Regions from separate parts of the Mus musculus genome. Here region 1 is linked to region 2. A link is a contact called in ENCODE POLR2A ChIA-PET data. All regions are on one chromosome and are shown on one strand. Each heading gives the region's core, a stretch centred on a gene start or an enhancer-like site at or near the end of the contact. The rest is flanking DNA. Distances are from core to core; before and after follow the strand shown.

Region 1 (5,335 bases), core at 2,079-4,578, 350 kb before region 2:
AATAAATAAATAAATAAATAAATAAATAAATAAATCTTTAAAAATAAACTCAAATTGAACGTGTGTAAACTTTAATCCCAGCACTTGGGAGGCAGAGGCAGGCAGATCTCTGAGTTCGAGGCCAGCCTGGTCTACAGAGTGAGTTCCAGGACAGCCAAGGCTATACAGAGAAACCCTGTCTCAAAACACCAAAAAAAAAAAAAAAAAAAAAAAAAAAGATACTGACAAGGGGGATTATTAGGAAATTTTAGTATGTCTACCTCATGAAAAGTTATGCAGGCATTTAAAATGTTCAGTGCTCACTTATAATTTGGTGAAAACTAGTGTTAAAGAGTAAAAGTTTAAAAAAAATACAGTAACAATTAACTTATCACAGTTAAAACCAAACACAAATAATGTTGTCAATGGTTATCTTTACTTGGTAAGAGTATGCTATCTATTTATATTTTTATACTTTCCATTTTTTAATAATTGTACAATGGGTAAAATTTTTAAAGAGTGACTCTCATTAGAAGGAAAATGTTTTATTTTCACTGAATTTTTTTTTCCTGCATTTAGTTGATAATTCTTTTAGTGTCCAAAAGGATTTCATTTTTCTGCAAGAGTATCGAAGGTTACTAAGGCAAAGGAAATGAGAAACATGAGCAAGAAAAACTCACTCTGATTAAAAATATCTCTACTAGTTCTGTGGCTACCACATCAGAAACAGACCTCATGCCTGACATTCAAAGTGCTTCACAGACTAAAGCCTAGCACATCTCAGCTGACAGCTTCTCTAGCTATGGAAATCAGTCGAAGTTTCAGATCGTCACTTAATTCACTTCTGTGCTGAAGACGTCTCTGGCCATCTGACCAACCACAGCACTTCTGTGGGTCCCCTCTTCTCTTCTGGTATTGCTATAGCACCTAAGGCTACATCACCTGCCAACACTGAGCCCATTCTGTCATTCAGCTCATTATTTCTGAGTATGTCAATACCTCTCAGCTAGACCTGGAGTTTCTAGAAGTCATAAATTTAGATGCTTTTCAGTAGTTACTGGTCAAATACACACAGAGGCAAAGAGGAAGTAGAATTCTACAGCCGGGCTTGCATTATATTCACGCCCTCAGTGGTATTATCTAAATGAAGCCTGCTGTTAAAAACCCTACCTATGACATCACTCGTAGGACATGCATTTTCCATTTTCTGCTTTTGGAGCATTAATAATCAATTTCTGCTTATTCATTCATATCAATTCTGAGGTTCCTCTGGGGATCAAACAGATTGGGTTGCAATATGCCTCACTAAGGTGCAGAATATAAATAACACATACAATGACATTCTAGAAATCACAAGACCACACACAGGGCCCAGCTTCTCTTACAGGTTTTGTCTGAACAGCAAATATAAATCTTTGTCCCCACGTTATGTCCTTACTTAGGCCATGGGCTTTAGTCTATTAATATCCCCTTTAACCAACAAAACAAAAACAAAAACTCTCCAGATCAATTGGTCCAGTGCTTTATAAGTGATGGACTAAATGGCTGTGTTCTTGTGTGCCATCAAACACTCTGCCAGGACTTGGAAATCCATACCATCTGTACATTAGCAATCTGACACCGGCGACATCGGCAAGAGTCACACATCTTAAAGAGATAATCCATAAATCATAAATGAAATCAGGTCAAAGGACCTGCCCGAGGAGAAGGAGAGACCTGGTGTCCACTATTTTTGCAGAAGGAGCATACAAGGTCAGTATGATTGTTGACTCTGGAGGGCAGAGCATCAACTAACAAAAGCACTTCCCACTGTTCATGACTCCATCCTACTGTAACACATACATGTTTTATTTAGTAAGAGAAGCAAGCACTTAAGAGTAAGTGCCTGTTCGGATGCTAGCACTTACCAGATGACCTCAAACCTTCTCTAGAGTTGAGCTCCTTAACGTATAAACTGTCACCTGCTATGCCAAGTCCCAAAGGTGTGACAAGCCACATAGCATCACTTGAGTCTCGGCTTATTTATCACCCTGCTGTGAGTGATTCAGTCTCGCACCCCATAAGCTAGATCACTGTTCTTCCTTTGAATGTTACCCAAAAACTAAATAGCCATTTCCAGATTGCTTACTGTGCTGCTAATTGATTCTCCCGAGGCTCGAGCATCCAGCATCACCCAAAAGCAGGTTAGGCATCTCAGGCCCAGCTCTCCGACAGAGTATTGTCCAAATATACATTTTTTTTTCTAGATGCTAAGGAAATGGACTTTTTCTGCACAGGGTCGCAGGGCAATGTGCAGAAAGTTTACAGGTTGCTGTCACTAGTGTTTGAGACTACTCCTATGAAAATTAATATTATACTTAATATCTAATAGTGCATAAGTGGACCCAACACTGACTGATACAGTAGACGATCCACGGATGTTGGAGAGAGGGAGATCTGGATTCAAATTCTTGTTCTGTGACCTTGAGATTGTAATTTAAGCTCTCTCTTCCTCACTTTCCAGAACTGGTTCTGAGTTGAAGTGATACAATTATACACACACACACACACACACACACACACACACACACACACACACACACGCCCCTAATATATGATATTACTCATGATTCCTATACATCTTTTCTTTTTTGAATCCGTCAAACCAATGCTGAATATAAGACAAATTCTATAAAAAAAATTTTTCAGTTTGGGGGGATGTTTTGATATCAGATAAAGTGGATGTCTAGTGGGATGAGAAGTGGAGAAAGGAGACGTGTGGGAAAAGAGATCTCACTGACACACTTTCAAGAATACACAACATGCTTTGCTCAAGCAGGTTGACACTGGGGCTGGGGACAGAATATCATGACAGCTCAACCCAGCGGGGGACTGGGAGTTCTGCCCACTTCATCCTGCCAGAGAGAGTCTAGAAACTGAAGTGGGACCCCACAAATAATCCCGACCAGTCCCCTCCTCCTTCTGCCCAAACCACTGGGCGCCAATGATGCTGAATCATGAGCCTGGCAGCAGCCGCCCTCCTCAGCCGCTTCCACCCTGGCAAGTCTCCAGGACAGGCACTGGAGGGAATGGGCGCAGCGACCTGGGGTGTGGAGGAGAGGGGCGGGGGCAAGGGCAGGTACTCACAGCTGAGGCACCTCTCTGGCTGGATCCAGTGGCCGGTCTCTTGGTGGCCCACACTCCCCGCCAGCGGCTGGCGGCTCCCCGGTCGGTCCACTCCGCGTGTCGTCTTGGGATCACCTCAGCTCGCCCACCCCCCCGGGGCAGCCGCGGTTCAGAGCTTAGAAGCTCGACCGGACCAGGAGCAGCTGGAGCAGCTGTCGTGCCCAAGGGGGTGGTAGCTACCGATGGGCCAGACCATTTGCCCACTGCGCCCAGGGGTGCGCATCGTGCATGGAGGTACAAGCACCAGGACCTCGAGAGGGCTGGAGACGGGCAGAAGAAACCAAGGAAAAGAAGGGTCCTCTACCCACAACTAGGCCTGAGCGCTAAGGACCTCCTGGACCCATGGCTTCTCATCTAGGTATGCAGAAGAATGAGCTGGGCTTTCCAGGGCACCCCTCACCCCGTCTTATTCTTGGTCCCGCTCAGGGAGCGTTCAGAACGCCTTTAACAGAGGACCTAGCAACGCAAGCTCCAGGGTGCCATCCCCTCCTAAGGGGATGCTAGGGGAGCTGGCCTGACATCTATCTGGGCCACCTCCTTCTTCATCTTGTGACCCAGACCACCAGGTCCCAAGTCCACATGTCAGCTTAACACACAGGAGTGCCTAAGATCTCGCAAAAGGGCTCTTCTGGTCTTTTATTACTATTTAGCTATATTTAGATAATAATAATAGAGTATCAAAAGTCAACCTGAAAGTAAGATCAAGTGAGCGCCCTTGCATCAGGATGTCTGAGGAGCTTAGAGCCCGCTAACAAAATCTCAACACGGAAGTTGGAAAACGTAGATTGAAGGGGTAGACACTTTGGACAGAGCTATGATAAAGTCCAGAAGAAATTCAAGAATAGTTGTGCTTTCTTGTTCATGAGTTCAGTCAGTTTCTGTTCATGATTACTGTCTTGGTAACCCGGAAATAATCGTTATCTCACATGAGATGAACCTCACAGGATAGGGAAAGTTCATAAGCATGAAATTTCTTTGACTTCCACAGTTCGTGCCCAGCCAGACTCACGTACGTTTCCAGAACACAATGGTTAACAACCAACTGTATAGCTCTCCATCTAGAAGAAAATTGGCAGTTACCTATAAAATAAGACTAGGGTGGGGTGTTTTATGTATCCCAAATAAAATGAAATTTCACAACTTAAAGTTACTGTTTCTGGAATAAACTGGCCCCTTGAATAACACCAATTGAGCACTTACATGAACATTACAGTGGAAGTATTTTCAATTCTAGCCTTCACTTGCTACTCTACTCCTATTGAGATCAGTGGGAATGCTGCTGGTTTTCAGATGGGGCTTTAACTGGCGTAGAACAGACGCTGACCATCTGGACTTAACACTGGAGGTGGGGGATGGGGGAAATACACTGTAAACCTTAACATAGCTATCACTGGGACCTGGGTGTGAGTCTGACCCTTGTGAAAACTGGGTTTTATGAAAGAGAAGAGATATTTGGGTATCTAAGATGGATGTCACCCTGGTGTGGAAAAGGAGACCAGAAAGGGGTAAATGGACGTTTCCCAGAAGAGCTGGGACATCAAAGTCAGAAACTCAATGGAGCATTCCGTGAGGGTGAGGATCATGATGCCAGTCTTACACTATCATTACTCTCTGCCTACACCTCACACTACACGTACATGTCAGACCACCATTCTTCCAATCTCAAGCAAGAGGGAGAGTCACTACCAACGTTGAAGCTCAAGACAGCATTTACAGGACTTAGGAACAGACATTGCTTTTCCGTATGGTGTGCTATTGGGATAAGGTAAACTGACGTTGCACGTCATCATAAGCATAGCCAATATCCCTAGAGCCCAGCGTTGCTGGGGAACCCAGAGAGCCAGCTCCCTAGAGAAGCCAACAGCTTCAACACAGGGCACATGGCCTCAGTCTCAGATAGGTACAGCTCTCGCCACACTCAACTGTTCCCCTATTAAAGGTGGCAGCAAAAGATTTCAAGAGATGCCTAAAGATAGAAATAGATATAGAAAGAAGGGATATGGCCTATGGCCACCTAGGGACCTGCTGTGTCTTGTGTCATCTCTAGCCACCTATTTGAAAGTTGATGTTCCTAGCACATATGTCTCTGAATGAAGAAAGGGAATGTTTTATGACAACTTGGGAAGTTGTCAAAGTAGGGTGTCACAGATCCTGCGCCCCTGTTCTTTTTCAATGTCCTGTAAACCTAAAG
Region 2 (5,655 bases), core at 2,396-4,895:
ACAGGGACAGACACTGTCAGTGCTACAGATAAGAAGACCTAAGTGTCTTCCTTTGAATCAAAGGGGGCGGTGTGAACTTACCTCAAGATAGATGACTACAAAAAGGAGCAGACTTTCTGGGGTCTGAAGGGATTCGTACTTGAAGACACTCCAGTCAGCAGAGGGTCATGTTGAGCATTCTGCAGACAGAACTGTTTCAAGTCTGCAGCTGCCTGGGAAACCTATGACAGTGAAAGGAGAAACATCTATTGGTTAAGGTTCTGATGATTTTTATAAGTCTGGAAACACCTGAAATAAACATCACTTCAAAATAGCGTACTGCTAACCGTTCTATACTGGCTCATACTCAGGACACTAAGTAAATGAAACTGAATTGCAATGTTTTTTTCCTACTCATCACAAGCATCAAGCGACTCAATAGTATAATCCCATTTACCTACAAAGCACAGCATGTCTTGTTTTTATATGATGGGCTGTTCAACAAGCCCTGACAGCTTGGTTTGGGGAAAATAGAATTTGTTTAGTCTTGTGTAGCCCAGGCTGGCCTCAAACTTGCTATGCAGCAACTGCCTTAAACACTGAACATCTAAGCCTCCTGCCTCTTAGATGGTAATCTGAGTGCTGGGATCCAAATCAGGACTTTCATAGGCAAAAACTCTTAACAACTGAGTCACATCCCCCATTATCTTGTTATTAATATGTAGTATTAATAGTTCAACAAAAAGATCTTAACATTATAGGGAAATGGTCTTGAAAGCAAACTGGAAAAATGCCCATGAACCTAAGGTAACCAGCACAGAACTAAGAATTCAATGTTCTTTAAATTTATACCCATCCATATACTACCTTGCAATTAAGAGTGACATACACCTACCATTTTATATATATTCTGGTTAGGAAATACAGGATATAATAAACAATACTGAAGTCCTATTTGGGTTGTACTATATACACGTATCAACACTGCCAAATCACATTTGTGGCAAATACAGTGTTTCTTGAAGATAGGCTGCTCAGAAAGGTTGTTAGACTGGGCCTGAGTTTGATCTCCAGAACCCACATTTGAGTGGAAGGAGTGATCAAACTCTACAAGGTTGCAGCTCTCTTAACTCCCCGTGTGTACCATGGCATGCATGCTCACATACACACACCTTTTAAATTAACCAGAGCAGAAGTGCCTGGCTCTGTAACTTAAACAGTTGAGTTCAAAGCTGGTCCAGCTACTTGGCAAAACCCTATCTCAAACTAGCTGATTGAACACAAATACCGACACAACAAAGTGGATGGGTAAGCAGACACTGAAAAACTAAAAATGCACTCAAGCCATTTAATTCCTGTGTTTACTCTTAATCTCAGTTATCTCTAAGATTACAACAAATGCCTAAAACCCAGGCCCTAGATGATAGCTATATTGTGACCTAGGGATCAGTCACCCTGGATAAGTTAAACTCAGCTTCAATCTACCTGTGTTTGGCTTATACAACAATTCAGTATAATACGTCTCATGTGACTCATGGACTGAATATTAGAGGTTCCTGCAGTTCTTAAACGCTTGTACAAATAACCCACACCCTGCTTTGCCTCTTAAAAGTGGCTACTGTATGGAAGGTAAAGTATGAGTTTTCAGTGTTACAGCATTTGGTTTTGTTCAAGATCAGCAGTTAGCATGAAGTGCCTGTTAATTCCTTTCCCACACATTTCTCCAAGTACCACGATGTATGGACTGTATCTCTAGGCACAGAATCCTAGGGAAGGAACGGTGAGAAACCTAAGGCTGTTTGACTAACAGTGCTCCAGGCCGCTGGGGTGCACTCCTTTAATCCCAGCAGGCAGAGGCAGGCAGACCTCAGCTTGAGGCCAGTCTGCTCTACAGAGAGTTCCAGGAGAGCCAGGGTTATATGGAGAAACCCTGTCTCAAGAAAACAAAACCCAGCATTCTAAACAGCAACCTTGAGACTTAAGATGGAATGGCTGCTAGTACCCAAGCCACAGAGCAGCCACTATCTACCATCCAGGAGGTTGACACTGCAAAACTATTAGTCAGGCTTCCAAATGTCCTGACCTACCTGAGAGTTTGGTAAAAAAAAGCACTTGTAATTACCACCTAAACGAATACAATAGTAAGTTTATGCTAGCTTTAAAATGTCACACACAAAAAGCACCTAGCATAGGTGTGGTACATGGATGATATCAAATGGCACCTAACCTAATTTAGGAACCTAGATTAGACATGTAACATTCCCAAGTGAGATGAGCCTTGCCATGGAAACTTCAAAAACCTGTTTGTCTGTGGTGGCTCGAGTCATCCCAGTGAGAAGCCTTCAGAAGAATTAGGACGCAAGGCAAGAGAAGCTAGGAGGTAGCCACAGAGCAGGTAGGGTTTTCAAAGAAAAGGAAGTCCTCCTCTGGGAGCTAGCTCACTGCTTTGGGCCACCAGGGTTAAGTACCGCCACTGTAATTACTACACGTACCTGTCTTTATTTCCTCCCCCAACCCACTATTTTTTTCCTTCCTGGCCTACTTTATGACAGTTATTATATATGAATGATGATGATCAATAGATCACTTCAAATTTCAGAGCTCTAATCTGGCCAAGACTAAGTCACTTGGATGAAAAGTGAGAATATGATTAGAGTCCAAACCAAGACTGATTGGGCGTCTCCCTACCCTCCTCCTATGGTTACCACAAGGAAGTTGAGCAGTCTCTGACATTTCTACTTGAGAAGAAAGCTAAATAGAAGCCTTCTCCAAAAGCACGTTAGAAATAAGGACTAGCCTGCTGAATATAAAATCAAATCACCTTGGAAACTGGCAGGGTCTAGCAAGGCGACTTATATTCTTGTTTCTTTTTATAATCACCGGGAAGTGTTTCACATGTAACCCGACCTATTACGTCAGAAAGAGGCCAAATCCGTTTAGGAGTTGAAAAAAATAAACCAAACGGTCCTTAGAGCCAAAGCGTCTGAATGCCTAGCTGTCTACCAACAAGGACAGCCTTTCCCTAAAAGTCAACAGCCCAAGACCCGACCCCCCAACCAGACCGCAAGCTCCCAGGCCAGCGGCCAGCGGTTTCTCGGGTAAACAGACACCCCAGCAAGGTCAGCCGAGCACGCCGCGGCGTCTGCTGCAAACACCTCTTTGTTCGAGGCTGGACCCCCACAAAGGTGGAGTCCGGAGACTCCCGGGACGATCCGCAAACAAAAGTTGCTCATCAGGCCGCCATCCGGAGCTACCCAGGCGGACTCGTGTGTGTTCAAAGGACGAGGGCTGGGAGTGAGCCTGGGTGAGACGTGCGAGACGGAAGTCGCTGGCGAGACCCGCCGGGGCCGCCGAGAGTCGGCGGGCGGCGGAAGGGCGGGCCCCCTCCTCGCCCTCGGCCCACAGCCCGGCCAGAGGAGCCGCGTGTCGGCTCGCGCTTCCCCCCAACCCCGGGGCCCACCGCCCGCCCACGCCCGCTCACCTTCACGCGGTTGAGCCCGGCCTCCAGCCGGAGCTGCTGGACCACCTTCTTCATGGCGGCGACGCTAGAAGAACCCGACATGGCGCTCGGGACAGCCGGGCCGACTCGTCAGTCCGGGCAGGGGGCGGCAGGTCGCGGGACGGCGGGGGCGGGGCTCCGAACTTCGTCGAAGTTTCCGGGGCTGTGCGCGCCGCGCATGCGCGCCGACGCCCCCTCCCCCTCCCCCCGGGACGGCCGCGGGCTCCCCCCGCGCGCGCGAGAGAGAGAGAAGGGGCGGAGCGGCCGGTGGGCGCGGTGGCGACGGGGGCGGTGCGGCCCGACGCCCGGCCGGCGCCTTCCGCCTCTGGAGGGGCTGGGTAGGGCGAGGTAAGAGGACGCCCCGGGGCGGACTCGGGAGCGCGGGGAGGGAGGTCCGCGACCGACGGCGGGGTGAGGGACGTGGCCGCGCTGCCTCGGGGCGTCCGTGACACGTCCCAAGTCCCGCCAGCTCAGCCCTGTGTGAGGCGCCCTCGGGTGAACCGGCGGCGCCGGCCGCAGCTCGCCCAGCCCGGGGCCCAGGGCGCCGTAACGGACCCGGGCCGCGGGACCCTGGACGGTCGGAGGCTGGCCTGTCGCCGAGAGGTGCGAGCCGCCCCGCACAGCTTCCTGTTAGCCCTGTCTTTCTGGAATCTGTCCCCCGTGCTTTTTTAAAAAATAAAGCGTTCGCGTTCGGGGATCGTTTGCTCTTTTGATGTCCCTGTAATTGCTGACTTCGTGCTTGTAACTGATGAACCCCAGAGGGGTTTTCAGAAGGACTCAAAAGTTTAGTAAGATTTAAATTAGTCCTGTTGAGACCTAACATCTCTAAACAGGAGGTTCGTCGTGAGTGCTGTTTCTTTGGGATACTGAGAAAAATGACATGGTTTGCTCTGGGCCAACACATCGCGTTACTGAGCAGTTAATATCAGTTTGGGGTTTTACCCAGTCCTTAACAGTGACCATCTAAGAAACTTGGGTTTGAATTTAGCCCTGGTGTGCTTGGGCAAGCCGTTTAAACTGCCGAAGTTAAAACGCTCCCTGGATTTCTTGGAAAAAAAAAATGAAACGAAATGAAATTATATGTGTAAAGAATACGAAAACTGAGGCTGGAAGATGGCAGTTAGAGGACTGGGGAACTGAGCCCTCGTGCAGAGGACCTAAGGTCACACTTCCCACCACCCACACTGGGCAACTCAAAAGCACCAAGTCCTGGGCTACTGTCACCCTCACTGGAGTCTGGGAACGTTTGCATTCACACACGTACATTAATTAATACATAATTTAAAAAGTGAACGAACAAACCATATTGTTTGAGACAGGGTCTCACTTTGTAGTTCTGGCTGGCCTGAAACTCCATGTAGACCAGGCTGGCCTCGAAACCCACAGCCTTCCAAGCATTGTGATTAAAGGCTTGTGCCTCCAAAATAAATTAATTAATGCAAAATGTAACACAAATATTTTACTTTGTGCCTTGTTACCTGTAATGTATGCTAAAATGCAGATTTCTAAGATTAACGTGTAACTTAAAGTTCTACTTTATATTAGTTACAATAATACTTAAGAACTATGGAATGTGCTGGAAGACATTTCAAAGAAGATTTTACATGGTACAGAACCCATTATTAAGGAAATGTTGAGGAATAAACAAATTTGTCTTAGTCTCAGAAAGTTTATTGTTTTCTTTTCCCCAAACTATTGAGCTAGGAAACCAGAGTGTATTGCTGTCTCACACACCAGATGCTATCATAGTTTTATGGTATGTCAAATAAGCAATACATATTGGGATAGAAAGGAAGGAAAATAAGATTGCCTTTAAATTCATTTACATTCGAAGATATGAGTATTACATACAGTTCATGAACTATCAATATCTCCTAGTAAAAGCTTTTTTAACCTTCCACGATGTTCTAAAATATTTCAAAGGCTTTACCATGTGTTTACATATTAGATGATTAAAGATAGACTTTGTTATCAAAATGGGCCCTGGACTTGGTTCTAAAAAATTCCTACAACATAGGTTTCCCAATTTTTTTTCCTGTTACATACATGCAATACATTTCTTTCTATGGCTTTGCTAATATGTTGTTGGTATAATAATTAGTTTTCATTATTGAATATGGAACTTATAGGGAAATTTTGGTAAAGAAATGTTTGCAAAAGTGTTTAAGATAGCCAAT

The links. ChIA-PET counts read pairs that join two places held with the same protein, here RNA polymerase II (POLR2A).
Region 1: POLR2A ChIA-PET joins it to region 2 with 11 read pairs in Patski. The contact joins the promoter of Ttll7 here to the promoter of Gng5 in region 2. POLR2A ChIA-PET finds 5 or more read pairs at or near these places in 2 of 5 experiments (Patski and embryonic stem cell).

What each region holds. Positions count from the first base shown.
Region 1 is chr3:146,850,360-146,855,694 of GRCm38, reverse strand. Ttll7 (tubulin tyrosine ligase-like family, member 7) reads right to left here and starts at 3,328. Exons shown (of 21, transcript NM_001357217.1): 1 at 3,106-3,328.
Region 2 is chr3:146,497,826-146,503,480 of GRCm38, reverse strand. It overlaps Gng5 (guanine nucleotide binding protein (G protein), gamma 5), which reads right to left and starts at 3,645. Exons shown (of 3, transcript NM_010318.2): 1 at 3,461-3,645; 2 at 82-221. The coding sequence starts at 3,541. The coding sequence ends at 96. It overlaps Spata1 (spermatogenesis associated 1), which reads left to right and starts at 3,688. Exons shown (of 15, transcript NM_001316756.2): 1 at 3,688-3,826.